Regions from separate parts of the Homo sapiens genome. Here region 1 is linked to region 2. Evidence: chromatin contacts called from ENCODE Hi-C or POLR2A ChIA-PET data. All regions are on one chromosome and are shown on one strand. Each heading gives the region's core, a stretch centred on a gene start or an enhancer-like site at or near the end of the contact. The rest is flanking DNA. Distances are from core to core; before and after follow the strand shown.

Region 1 (6,688 bases), core at 3,492-5,991, 40 kb before region 2:
CACAGATTATGTAATTTAATCTTCATAATATCTCTATGAGATAAATGCTCTATTATCGCCATTTTACAGATGAAGATACTAAATCTAGAGTCTTCATATAACTAGTAGGCAGAAAAACCAAGACTTAAGGCATCTTATTTGGGATTCAAAGAATACTGTTGAAATTGCCCATTCTCCCTGCCAACTAGTCTTCAATCTGTGTCACTTAAGACTTCTGGACATTCCTACTCCAGAAATTTTCTTAGCAAAATATTATGTTTATTTAAAACAATGAGTAGGTAGTGGAAAAATCAAGGATTACTTAAAACATAAATGTTCAACAATTCAGAGGCAAATAAACAACTTTAAAAAGTGCTTCCCTGCCTTCTATAGATGATGAAAGTTAATTAATAGATCAAGGCAAAGGACTGGCCATTACTCCCATTCTTGCCCCTTGCTCTCATTGTCCACACAGCATAGAGAGAGATAATTTTGTTGAATTTTACTAGTTCGCTACCTACATCCTTTCATGGCTTCCCATTGTACTTCAATATATATTCTTTAGTTTGGTGCCTAGCACTCCAACCACAGATGGTGTCCTCACCAACTTTGTTCAAGTTTACATGGTTTCTTTCAGTTCTTCTAAATGCTAAGCTCTTTCCCACCTCAGGCCTTTGCATTTGCTGTTTTCTGTGCCTAGAATGTGCTTTCTTCTGCTTTTCACATGACTATGTTTTTCTCATCCTTCAGATCTTGACCAAAATGTTACTTCCTCAGCAGAGCCAGTCCAATATTATCGTACTATTTAAAGTTTGTTTCCCTTTTTACTTTCTGTCTTTGCACCCTGTGTCCTTCATTGCATTTGCTATAATTTGTGATTATTTTATTTTTTCATTTGGTTATTTGTTACGTAGGTTCTTTACAAAGCTACAAATTCTATGAGTACAGGGCTGGTGTCTGTCTTATTCCTTTTCTTTTTTTTTTTCAGAGCTTGGCAGTCAGTGTTTTGTATCAGCTGTGGTAATATAATGGTCTTTCTAGTCCAGCCATGGTGAATTTGACATTTTTACTTGCTTTTTGTTTTTAGGCCCTTTAAATGCAGAACAAAGATTTAAATTTAAATACAGAAAGAATTGTTCATTTTATTGGAAAGTCATATGGGCCCTTATACAGTGCAAAGGGTATATTATCTGTTATGAGTTAATATTCATTTTGGTTGAAAATTTATATATTATCCTCTATAACATCAGTGAGGGAAGCTACACATGAAGTAACTCAGTTTTAGACAGATTGACTGTCAAATAAGTAATGATTATTCCACAAGACAGATATCAATGGCCATAATATGCTATATTAATGAAATACGTTTACTGAGCATCTACTTTATGCCTAGCCACCTTTTAGTTTTTACGGTTATAGAGAAACATAAACAATCTTTCTTCATGGAATTCATAGTCTAATGAGGGGAGAATTATTAATTAGAAATCACTTTTCATTGCAAATTGCTTTACATTCATGTCCGTGCTAACAGTGATACAAATGCACATATTATATATCCATTCTGTGTGTGTGTGTGTGTGTGTGTGAGTGTATGTTTAGGTTCTGATATTGTTTATGCTCATATAGGTCTGGTAGCCCTTTCAGAAGTTTGAATTGACATAAATTGAAGACTAGTTGGCAGGAAGAGTGGGCAACCTCAGTAGTATTCTTTGAATCCCAAATGAGATGCCTTAAAAAGCTATTCTCCTTTAAATTTACTCCTAAGGCAATTCAGGCCCATACCTAAAATGAATTAGATGGATATAGCTTATTGTAAAAAGTGTTTAGTTTCTTAAATTGTGTAAATTGTGCATAATTTGGGCAGTTTAAATTCAGATATATCTTGTCTTAAAAAGTCTTATTTTGAAGTAGTCTCTCAAATAATATCTTCCATGTGTTAATAATTTACATCTTTAAAAAGATACCTATCTGATTCACTCACTAGTAGTGTGTATATATATATGATTGAAATACTTGTAAAGAGTGCCTGTTTGCAATATTTATTGATGTATTACTCTATTGAAATATCTTCACATTTCTTCTAATTGTATTAGCCCTGTCCTTTAATAATTTTAGAATAATATTCAGACTCTTATTAGTTTGTAGTTAGAAAATGAACCAGCAGAGAATGTTTTTTGGGCAAAAAAGCTGTGATTAAGTAAAAGGTAATTATATGATGCTAATATTTATTTTTGTACGTCTTTTACTTTGAGCCTGTAAGTTTCTCACTGCATTAACTGCGAACTGCCTTAACTCATGTTAAAATGGTTGGAGTCTCTTTTAGTTTTATTAATTTGCCAAGCAATTGGTTCCACTTTGTGATAAAAAAATAAAAATTGATGGATACTTTAATTAACCTAAAGCATTTAATAAAAATGACCCGATTTACAAGAAAAAAAAAACATTAAAAAGTGGGGAAAGGACATGAACAGACACTTTTCTAAAGAAGACATACATGTAGCCAACAAGCATATGAAAAAAAGCTCAATATCACTGATCATTAGAGAAATGCAAATCAAAACCACAATGTGGTACCATCTCACACCAGTCAGAATGGCTATTAACTAAAAAGTCAAAAGATGACAGATGCTGGTGAAGTTGTGGAGAAAAGGGAACCCTTATACATTGTTGGTGGGAGTGTAAATTATTTCAGCTATTGTGAAAAGCAGTGAGGCAGTTCCTCAAAGAGGACTACTGTTTGACCCAGCAATCCTATTACTGTATATACCCAAAGGAATAGATATTATTCTACTGTAAAGATATATGCACACATATATGTTCATTGTATCACTACTGAGAACAGGAAAGACATGGAATCAACCTAAATGCTTATCAGTGGCAGATTGGATAAAGAAAATGTACATATACGCCATGGAATACTGTGCAGCCATAAAAAGGAATGAGATCATGACCTTTGCAGGAACATGGATTGTGCTGCAGCCCATTATCTTTAGCAAACTGAAGTGGGAACAGAAAACCAAATACTGCATTTTCTTACTTGTAACTGGGAGCTAAATAATGAAAACACATGGACACAAAGAGGGTAGCAGCAGACAGATGGTGAGAGGAGGGAGAAGATCAGAAAAAAATATCTATTGGGTATGACGCCTCCTACCTGAGTGATGAAACAGTATTAACAAACCCTAGTTTGTGTAGTATGTCAAACCTTCGTGACATGAGTTTACCTATATCACAAACCTGCACATGTACCCCTGCACCTAAAATAAAAGTTAAAAAAAAAAAAAGACCTGTAAATTCCTAGATTAGGACTAAACGTTTTCATTTGAATTAAATATTTAATCATGTTGTTTTATTTTTATTTCATTTTATCTTTTTTTGTGACTTTCAGTATCACACATAGAGGCCAGTTACCTTGATAATAGAAAATGAAAAGTAAACATTATAGGCTGAATTCCTTATAGAAGTGAATTATCAAAACCATTTTAAGGTTTATTTACATTTTCCTTTAAAAATGCGAACAAAATAAACATTATCCTGAACTGCTACAAGAAACCAAATTGTTAAATGCATTTATTCTCTCTTTAAAATGTTAATGACTTAGTTTCACTGTTGTGTAAAGAGTAATTGAAGATCTAAGTTTCAGCTTGCTATGTCAAAGAGCGAGCAGTTGGTTCCATTTGCCCTGGACTTTTGTGGATTTAGCACTAAAAGCCCTGCATCCAGGGAAACTTTCTCCTTAGTCCCAGGTAAAGTGTAAAGTAGGATGGTTGGCCACTCTAATGTCAAGCTGAAAATTCTTCTTACTAGTACACTCTTCCAATCATGTGTCTAGACAGCTATTCTTTGTATCTGTACATTTTCAAATTCTTTCTAATATGAAGTTTTCAGAAATTAATTTGTTTTATACTTTAGGTGTAGTGTCTTATAGTTTTCCTATGAGTTAGGTGGCTTTTCCTTTGAAAATGGTTACAGATTAAAAAACAAAGTAAAGCAAAATCTCATTTGTATAGTTCATATTTAGATAATTAATTTGGGTAGATAGCAGCCTAATATGTAGAAATGAAGAAGTTATTTTAATAAATACTAGTAAATCTGTATGGTGTTTTTCATTTATTACTGATAATTTCTTTTTCTGTTGTTAGAATACCAGAATATAGACCATTAAAAATGGAAAAACATCAGTTTTAAAAATTGACATTTTCAGAATAAAAGAACAAAAAATAATAATAGTATGTTTTTATTTAAGGTCATGAAACTAATTTAAAACTCAAGAGTGTTAGGAAGGAGGTTTTATATAGAAATGGAAATGCAAAGAGATATTCCTTTTTTCTACAAAGCTGATCTGTGGTATGACCATAAGCTAATTGAAAAGAAAGCATGTAAAATTAAACTCATAAGTGTTTGGTTTCCATGTGGTCAGTCATAAGGTATTGAGACCAAAACCTGACTCATGTATGAAGGAACTAAAGGTGGTCAGGTTCAAGGCCTTCCAACTAGAGATAAAGCATTTATTTCTATTGCATATACTCTTGCTGATTTTATTTTGTCTCTTAGCATTGTCACTTTGTGTGAAGTAGCTACAATTTTTTTTTGAAGAAAATAATTCCAACTTTGCCCAGTGGCCAAAAATTATACTTTAACTCCTGACAGACTATATAAAAAAATGTGTGCCTCTGGTCCCAGGAGGAACCAAATGGCTCAGTCAGCACAATTCATCATTACTACTGGCAAAAATAACTCAGCATGCCTGCGCTGCTTGGTGGTGAGTCAGTGGCATCATATTCATATACTGACAGCAATTTTTTTCTTTTTAGGAATTACCCTCTGTATCCTGAGCCAAAACACAGAGCAGTAAGATTAAATTAGGTATCAGTGTTTTAAAGAGCAAAGGCTGATGTTATTTTAAATTATTAATTCATTTTAAAAGGTCAAGTAGGGTTTAGGTGCTGAGGTGATGACAGAGGTCAATTTGATGATGGTCTTGATCTTGGGGAGCTTATATCTTATAGAAAATATGAGATGTACTTAGGTAATATTTTCAGCACAGAATGCTGAGTTACTGGTAATATTCAGTGGGAGTTCACAGGGAGGAATGAGAATGAATACTTATGATTGGGAGGGTTTGTTTTATTTATTCAGCAGTTTGAATACTACTGTGTTTTAATAGGAATTTTTAACAAGGAGATTTAATTGTAGCTCTGACTGATCCAATAGTCCAGCAGAAATTTACTGAACAATCAGAATAAGTGAGATATTTAAATGAATAAGAAATCACTAACATACATTTTGTTTCATAAGTTAGTCATGATCCCATGGAGGGACACAGACAAATATCAAGTATTTGCAGCAAGATATGTGTTATAATGCATTTGTAAAGGATACAATTTCTTTCTTATGGTATATATTTGCCTTAAGCATTTATATGTATTTTTTTCATCAAAGCCTTCTATAGTCACTTTCGTTCAAATTGGAAAATGCCCACCACATTCTCTCATTACAAAAGCTAGTCTTCATTTGTCAAATCAATAAGTCAAATGAGACTTAACTTGAGTAAGAAAAAGTATGACTTCCTTTTTCAGTTTAAATAAACTAACTATACCTCCTTCCCTAGCATCTCATTTCTGATTCCTAATTCTAAGATAAATGGACTCATTGATAAATAGTCTGACTTACAGATAAAATCATGGAGTCTGTTCTCTAGTTAGCGGCCTGATAAACTAAAAACTGCTGCCTTCCCCATTTCTTGCTTTGCTCTTACAGAATTCTCCCCCTAGAGGAAAGCTCTCAGTTGTCTCCAGTTGCTTGGTGCTCAGGAGTTTTTAAGCCCTGGCCAGTGCATCATTGTAAGATTTGTAACCTGGAGAAGATCATTTGTGAAAGAGCAAGTGGAGGTGGGAAAGAAGAGTGGTCAAAAAGAGCATTCTGAAGGAGGTAGTTGTAGGAAAGAGGAGAATTGAAAATCGTGGATCTGGAAATTGATTCCTGTGAAATCATCCATACCCATGTGTACCCTGGAATGACTTTGCATTTTGAAAGTGATTCATGAAAGACAGATTATGAGGTATGAGTAAAATTTTCCTAGATGAGGAGGGAAAAGGAGACAGTTAAATAGTTCAGAGAATACACAGAAAGTCTTGAAACGATTGTGATGTATTCAGGAAAAGTAGAAATCCTCATTGTGTCTTCAGGATAGAGGTATGATGTAGGAGTGGCAGAAGGTGAGACTAGAAAGCAGATTGGGTTCTGTTTGTGAAAATCTTTGCGTGCTATTCTAGTAATATGTAATTTAGACTTTACCTATGCAGGCAGAAGGAAGACACAGTGACCTTTTAGCTCGGAGGTGCTATTACAGGCAGGTAATTTATATGGCAGAGTAAAGGATGGAGTGGGTAAGTTGGGAGATGAGACAGGAAGCAGACACACAGTTGGGAGGCTTTATTCATTTTTTATTTTATTTATTTATTTAGTTTGTTTGTTTATTTATGTATTTATTTATTTGAAACGGGTCTCTCTCTCTGTCACCCAGGCTGAAGAGCGGTGGTGTTATCATGGCTCGCTGCAGCTGTAGATTCATACATTTAAAAATGAACAATATTTTCCTCCACCTCTGAAATTGAGATGCAATTGATGATAAGTTATAAGGTTATTGGTGATTTTTTTTTATTTTAAAGATACAAAAATTAATGATATAAAGTCTGTGAAAAATGTA
Region 2 (7,486 bases), core at 2,474-4,973:
CCCCAGACTGATAGTATCATCATCATCACCATTTGAAACTTGTTAAAATATGCATTCTTAGGCCCCACTCCAGCCTACTGAATCACAGTACCTGGGGTGAGACCCAACAATCTGTGTCTTATCCAGCCCTCTGTGTGATTCTGATGCACATTAAAGTTTGAGAAGCACTGAACTTTCGGAAGAAGGACACATTTTTTTCTCTTTTGCCCGTAGCATTTTGTCCCTACAAAATATCTTTTTTTTTTTTTTTTGAGATGAAGTTTCACTCTTGTCACCAGGCTGGAGTGCAATGGTGCAATCTCGGCTCACTGCATCCTCCACCTCCTGGGTTCAAGCAATTCTCCTGCCTCCACCTCCCGAGTAGCTGGGATTATAGGTGCCATCATGCCTGGCTAATTTTTCTATTTTTGTAGAGATGGTGTTTCACCACGTTGGCCAGGCTGCTCTTGAACTCCTGACCTCAGGTGATCTGCCCGCCTCAGCCTCCCAAAGTGCTGGGATTACAGGCATAAGCCACCACTCCGGGCCTTTTTATTTTTTATTTTATTTTTCGTGTTTTAGTTTTGTTATTTCTTATGGTCAGATACATATTTTGTGTAAGTATGCTTCTCTTAGGCCATAAAAATTAAATATTGTCAAAAAATTTTGTATGGGCTGGACGCGGTGGCTAACTCTTATAATCCCAGCACTTTGGGAGGCCGAGGTGGGTGGATTACTTGAGATCAGGAGTTTGAGACCAGCCTGGCCAACATAGTAAAATTCCATCTCTACTAAAAATACAAAAATTAGCTGGGTGTGCTGGTGGGCACCTATAATCCCAGCTACTTCGATGGCTGAGGCAGGAGAATCTCTTGAACCCAGGAGGTAGAGGGTGCAGTGAGCTGAGACTGTGCCACTGCACTCCAGCCTGGGTGACAGAGTGAGACTCCATCTCAAAAAAAGAAAAAAAAATTGTATAGTATACAGCTTCTAATACCAGAGACTTTGGATCTACTCTTTATGGAGTTTGCTTAATTTACAGGTTTTCATTTTTGAAGAAGCTAAAAATATTTTCCTCTTAAATATTATTCTGATTTAGACATAGAATAGTGTTCTTTTTGATATAAAGGGGGCATCTAAAAGTATTTCATATATATTAGTGATTGCTAATTTCTTTTAAAATTATTGGTCTTCAAATGAATATTTGAATTTGACTGTTAAGAAAGAGATAAGCTCTTTTGAGTATCAGACTACACCTTTCTTTATCAAAATATCTTGAATGATTCCCATTCTAGAGAGATTGACATTATTTACATTTTATTTTTGTCTGGCAATGCTATTTTTTCTTATTTGTAATTCAGAAGTATTAACTATGTTTAGGGTCAGGTAGAGGAGGAATTGGCTCGAGGAACATTAACCCAATATTGGACCAGTGGTGAGTAAGTCAAGCCAGAGACTTACTCTGTAAGTTACTGACCGATAACTTCTTTTGTGGAATTCAGAAATAAGCGTAGTAGATATGTAAACTCTCAAAAGAAGTGATCAATATTTTATAATTAAAAAGCCACTACCATATTTTCCTCTAGTCCTTCCCTCCTACTTTTTATTAATAAAAATGTTTCAGTCTCAGATGTTTAGAGAAGAGTTGTACTAACATTTGCCATGGTTTGCCCCCATTTAAGAAAAACTGAGGAATTAATGTCCTAGTTATTGGAAATCTAGATATTCCTTCATTCTTTTAGCATTTTTTAAAGTTAAAATGAACAAAGACTTTCTCTTCAAGTGTTCATAAGACAATGAAAGGTTTGGGTTCATTTAGGATTTTTTTCCCCTAAAAATTCATTATGTTTTATTTTGGAGAAGTCAGAAGGACCAGGAAGCCGCCTAGTCCCCTGACTCCCTGCATCTGTCCGTCTGGAGAGGGAGTAAAGGAGTGTGGACTTGCCCTCACAAAGCGGATTTAGCGTGTGGATTTAGATAGGTGAGCAAACCATCTTCATAGGAGTAGAGATGAAGTTTATCCAGACAAGGGGGCCATGAGGCCAGTTCTGTTTTTTTTTTTCTTTCAGCTAACATGGCTGACTAGACTGGTAGCTGTTTCAGATTTTTAATTTGAAGACTATTTCTGTGTTGCAGACATTTTGTAAAGAAAAGTATTTTTCCTCTTTGACATTTTTTTCCCAAAAAATGTAGTTGAACTTATCTTTGTATTCTTGCAAACACACAAATGGAACGTTGAAAAACTGTGGCCCCAAATCAGTGAGGCAACACATTTTGGTGATCCAATTTAATGAAATGTTTATTATACATTTACCTGGTACAGGTGGTATATATCACATACATGTGAATAAGACCTGGTCTTTGCCCTCCAAGGGCTCAGAATATAACAGGAAAAAATGGAAACAGATATCTAACCAAGCATAAGTACATTAAATTGTTGACTAAATTAAAGGATATAACCTAGGTGTATTCAAGCAAATTAGGAAGTATCCAAGTGGATATAGCTAATTTAAAACCAAAATGTGTTCCTATCTTCTAAATGAGTATTTCCTTGACAGTGCTCCTTGATTATTACATTTCATCTTTGAGTAAAAGAAACTATTAAATAGCTGGGGTCCTACCTGTTGTGAATATGCATTGAGAACTTATTGAAAGTTATGGCTATGGATGATAAAACATATGAGACATAGAATATCCAAGGTCTAGGTAAGGGAGTCAGACACATAAAGAGATAATTACTATAAGTTTTTTAAGAACTGTAATGGAGGTACCTAAAAACTGGTGTGAGAACTCAGCAAAAGGAATGCAGAGAGCCAAGAAAGTATTGACAGATTACATGATATTGAATTGTATCATGTATGATAAGTACAATTGTACTATGTGAAAAAGATGGGGAAGGATGATGTGAGCAGAGATAACAGCACATGGAAGCCACTGGTATTTTTTGTAAAGTGGCTAGTTATGTTCTTTGAGGTTTGCTGTGAGAAGGCAGGGTTTCAGAAGGGTATGAGAGGTGGGGTGGAGATGGGAGGATGAGACTGAGGCTGGAAGGTTAGGGTTAAATATTAATCTCTATAACCAGCACTTACTCTGATACCATTCTATAGGGAATGGGGGTTGAAGGGATCTTTGAGCAGGAGAGTTACATAATCATGTTTGTGGCTGGAATAGTGTCCTGGATGAGATGAGTAGGAAGAGGTGGGGAGGAATTCTTAAGAGTGGGGTGATTAGGAAACTTTCATACTTGTTCAAGGAAGCCATGGCAGGGTAGGGGGATTTAATCCTATTTTTATTACAAGACCTTTTATAAAATGAGTGTTCAAGTTGATTTTAAAACATCTGATTAGTTTGTATTTAAAACGTTAATATCTCTTAAAGTCTTCTTGAAAACAGTAAGATGATTTGTGCAGGGATCCAATTTACATTTCTCCCTGAAGTTCTCATATTTTCCTGTTTTCCTTTCACTTAGCAGAGAACATTCCACTCATTTGTAATGCAAAAGCAGACCGGGAGCTTAGGTTTTTTGAATAGAATGATTTAGAACTCATGTTCTGCTCTCTGGGCAGAGGGGATAGGCCAGCATCAGCTGGGCAAACTGCTAATCTCTCTGGTTTGCCTGTTTCCTGCAGTGGGGGATTTGTCCCTGGGTCAGCAGAGGATTCCCTCAGTGCCGGGGCCTGCCATTTAGCATGTCAGGCAGTTGCCAGGAGAACCCTCTGGCTTTGTTCCTGGATGTGAGAGTGGACTGGTGGCCAAGTTTAAGGTCATGGCAGTCCTTCCCTTACAGCAGCTGACGTCAATTAGGAGAATTCCCCTTGCCTGCACTCTGAGGAGAGTTAAGCAGGGATAGGAATCTGGTGTCTTCTGGGACCTAAAAGATCAGTGTTTATTCTCCTCATAGTGTCATTTGTCACTATGAAGCAATGTGGCCTTAGTTTATATGGAGATAAAATATTTTGTCTGGGGCATTTTGCCCACTTGTGATTTTAGTGGCCAAATCTTTAGGGCCTGTCCTGCAGCCAGAGACCTATTTTGGTACCCAGCCCACTGCTGGCAAGTCAGCACATTTCAGTCCCAGCCTGTGGCAGCCACACATCATTTTGATGTCCATATACTCCTTAATTTCAGCCCTTGGTTAAAAAAGTGATTATATTATAAAAGGTGACTGCATGAGAGCCAAAGTCCTTTGATCTGTTCACCTCTGGTCTTGCAAGGTTGTTCTTGGAAACGCTTTTTACAAATGTGAAAAGGGAGACAGGTGGAGTCAGTGTTTCCAAACTTGACCATAGATCAGAATCACCTGTAGGGCTTCACAAAATACAGATTGCTGAGTTCTGCCTCCAGAGTTTCTGATTTAGTAGGTCTGGAGTAGGGCCTGAGAATTTGAGTATCTGAGTTCCCAGATAATGATGATGCTCTGGATCTGGGACCACACTGTGGGATTCATTGGTTTAAGAACCTAAACTGAAGTCTCATAGCGGGTAAGCTGAAGACCTTGCCTTAAACAGGCATTTATCTACATATCCTATGCTTAGCTATTATACTACACTATTCTACTTCTGCATTGTAGGGTTAAAGTCTTGGGCTTTTGTTCCCGTGACTACAATGTTTTCCTGCTCATTACTGAAGAAAACATACAAAGAATACTGATGCGAAGGGTCCTCAAGAAGTAGAAGAAATAAATTATTTTGACTGTTGATTATAATTTATTATATTTTAAATAAAAAGTGTGTTTCTATAATACAAGCAGGCAGGATGAAACAGAATGCTTGGCATATTTGGGACATAGAGTTTATGTGTGTAGTTTTTCCCAGAAAAAAACATTCGTAGTTCTTTTCTTTACAAGCTCTTGGGGAGTTTACTATAGAAAGTTGCTACTGGAACAGTGTATCAAACAAAAAATGTAAGCCAGGGGCTCAAAATCAGGTATCAGTGAGCTGAGTGGTAATGAATACAGTATTCTATTAAGAATAGCTGAACCATAGTAATTCAGTATTTGTGTGTACGAATCAGTAATACTCTATTAACATCAATAAACATGTAGCGCTATCTATGGGAAACATTTGACAGTCATTACAATTACGTCATGGTTACATGAATAACTGTTTTACTTTAAGACACAGTATACATATCCCTTTTAACATCCCTTTTATGTTCTCATGAATTGGTACTTTTCACAAATAATGACATATTTAAGCACCTTTGGTAAAGCAATGCCTGTTGTTTTCACAGGAAGGTAAACATCCCCAGAATTATTATTCTTAAAATTTGAAAACAATCACTGGCAGTAATAATGCTCTAATTCTTTTGGAGAAGGCTAAAATATATTAAAATCAATACTATCGTGGCTTTAAGAGAAGTGGTGTTTCAGGTAATACTGAAATGCCTCCAGATAAGGAAGGAATATTTTCTTAGGTACTTTAAGGAAAAAACTGTAGATGTTTTCCTTGGTCTACCCAGGTAATACTCATATTTTCAATCTCATCTATGCTATATTCATTTTTATACTCATGTTTCCAATCTTATCCATATTCCATCTTCTCACTGAAGTGTTCCTAATAATTTCAGACTTCATTGATTTTATTCTCTTTCTGAGTCAGTAACATGTATGGACTATAATGAACAGTCTGAAATACCAGTCACTGACTGGTTCCGATCCATGACAAAATTTTCACTGATCCAGAGTGAAAATTTCATTTTCATTTTAGCGAACATGCTTTCTTTTTGTGTATGACACTATGGTGACAGTAGATCATAATTTTTTATAGTTTTTTGGGGGATAAACTGAGTTGTTTTTGTTTTAAAGCTAACACTTGTTAGGTTCTTTTGGTTTTGTTTTTTTTTTTTTTTTTGCCGTTCACTATCATAAACACTGTACTTTTTAACTCTTAGTGTTCACATAACCCTGTGAAAAAAGTACTGTTATCAGTTCCATTCTACAAATGAGGAAACTAAAGCTCAGTGAAATTGTCTATCTTACTATGGTTACCCAGCTACGAAGTGCCAGAATTGGGATTAAATCCCAAGCAGTTCAACTATGTCTATTTCTGTTTTATTTGGGGGTGGAGGTTAATGTTACAGGTTTATGAAGTCATTAAATCTGGAAGTAACCATATGTAACATGACATTAACTGTATTGTCCTGAATAATATTTTTGTTTCATACTGTTATCCTACTAAATGTTGAACATCTGAGGACATAAACATGCATTATGGTTTTGTGGATATTATTCTATTTAAAAATAATTTTAGTATAACTGCACGGCTGATTTGTACATAGTAAATTATGATAATAATATAATGGAAATATACGAAAACCTCTAGAGTATGTGTTTATATATGTGTGTGTTTCTTTGTGTTAGTGTAACCATTTACATAGCAGTTATCTTTTTAGTCTGTTCTGTTTTCCTGAGTTTGTTGATTTTATTGATTTCTGTCTTCTTAGTGGAGCGTTTTGGACACAGACACATGAGATAGTTGACGAACACCCAAGTCTGTTTGGAAGTTGTTTCTTACAGAAGAATCTGTGGTTTAGTGGATTTATAAAATAAAAAGAATATAAATTTTTCATGCAGCTAGTTTACTATTTTGTAAAGTTACTGTCTTGGTATATAAAGTGTAATATTATTAAAAATATAAACTAAATGCTTTTAGGTCCACACCTTGCTAATGGAAAATATATTACCTGAGAGAAGGCCTTCAGGCAGTTCAGTCCTGGCTTTGTGTTTGACCTGGAGGTCAGATAGCTATTCTTCTCCTGTATTTTGTCTGCCTTGCCAGCAGCATCACTGAGCATTGCCTTATGAAGTAACATGAAAGTCTGTGGAATGGTTTGATACCTAAGTCAGTCTGTTGAGGAGGTAGGGAAAAGCCTTCAAAAGAGCCCAATGTTCTTTTCCTCATATTAAACCCTAAAAGGTCTATGTAGCAAACTATATACATATATGTAAATCCATATCTAAAAGAGATAACAAAGTCTTAAGAAGTTACATTTTTAGATCGCGTTCATCATATGAAAATAATATTTATAGCAAAATGTATTTTGAAAAAGTAGGATTATACTGATTATACAATGACAGAAAAAAAATCTTATCCATGAGATAATCAAGTGTTTTTCAGAAATTTTTATGAAACAACATTGTATTTTAATATGAAGAGTAGTAGGAAGAAAAATTTTAGATAGAAATAAGGGAAGCCTCAAATGATTAACCAAGTTTTCTTTTGCCTTGTGCCTCTATTTTTAATGACTTATTTATCTTCATATAAATAGATGTCAAGATCACCATTTTATTTCACTGCTTTTCTTTTCAGATTCATATATTTTTGTCATATTCAAGATAGTATTATTGTTAGTTTTCTCTGGATTTTATGATTTGTGTCAGATATTTTAATACGAAAAGATATACTTGGAATTCATGAACCTGATTCCCAGAAATGCAGTTATTAACTCTCACGATCTCTGAATGTGCTATCTAATTTAAGATGCCATCTGGTGGTATGCATTTGAT

The links. Hi-C counts contacts between places; a loop is a spot of excess contacts on that map. ChIA-PET counts read pairs that join two places held with the same protein, here RNA polymerase II (POLR2A). Pooled maps may share reads with other maps.
Region 1: a map of aorta shows a loop between it and region 2 (13-fold over the local background). The contact joins two enhancer-like sites. A Hi-C loop is called at or near these places in 3 of 168 maps with a recorded cell type or tissue (B cell, aorta and psoas muscle), 2 of 37 single-sample maps with no recorded cell type and 5 of 50 pooled maps. POLR2A ChIA-PET finds 5 or more read pairs at or near these places in 3 of 52 experiments (H1, MCF 10A and PC-3).

The regions. Positions count from the first base shown.
Region 1 is chr4:101,230,309-101,236,996 of GRCh38, reverse strand. The region is part of intron 1 of PPP3CA (protein phosphatase 3 catalytic subunit alpha); the gene reads left to right. Among named protein-coding and RNA genes, the nearest start is that of MIR8066, 7.2 kb to the left of the region's middle. Within about 2 kb of position 4,741, at least 2 of the 41 ENCODE cell types and tissues checked have a DNase peak (open chromatin) inside an H3K27ac peak, as active enhancers do.
Region 2 is chr4:101,188,033-101,195,518 of GRCh38, reverse strand. The region is part of intron 2 of PPP3CA (protein phosphatase 3 catalytic subunit alpha); the gene reads left to right. Among named protein-coding and RNA genes, the nearest start is that of MIR8066, 49 kb to the left of the region's middle. RefSeq lists a silencer at 3,433-3,727. Within about 2 kb of position 3,723, at least 23 of the 41 ENCODE cell types and tissues checked have a DNase peak (open chromatin) inside an H3K27ac peak, as active enhancers do.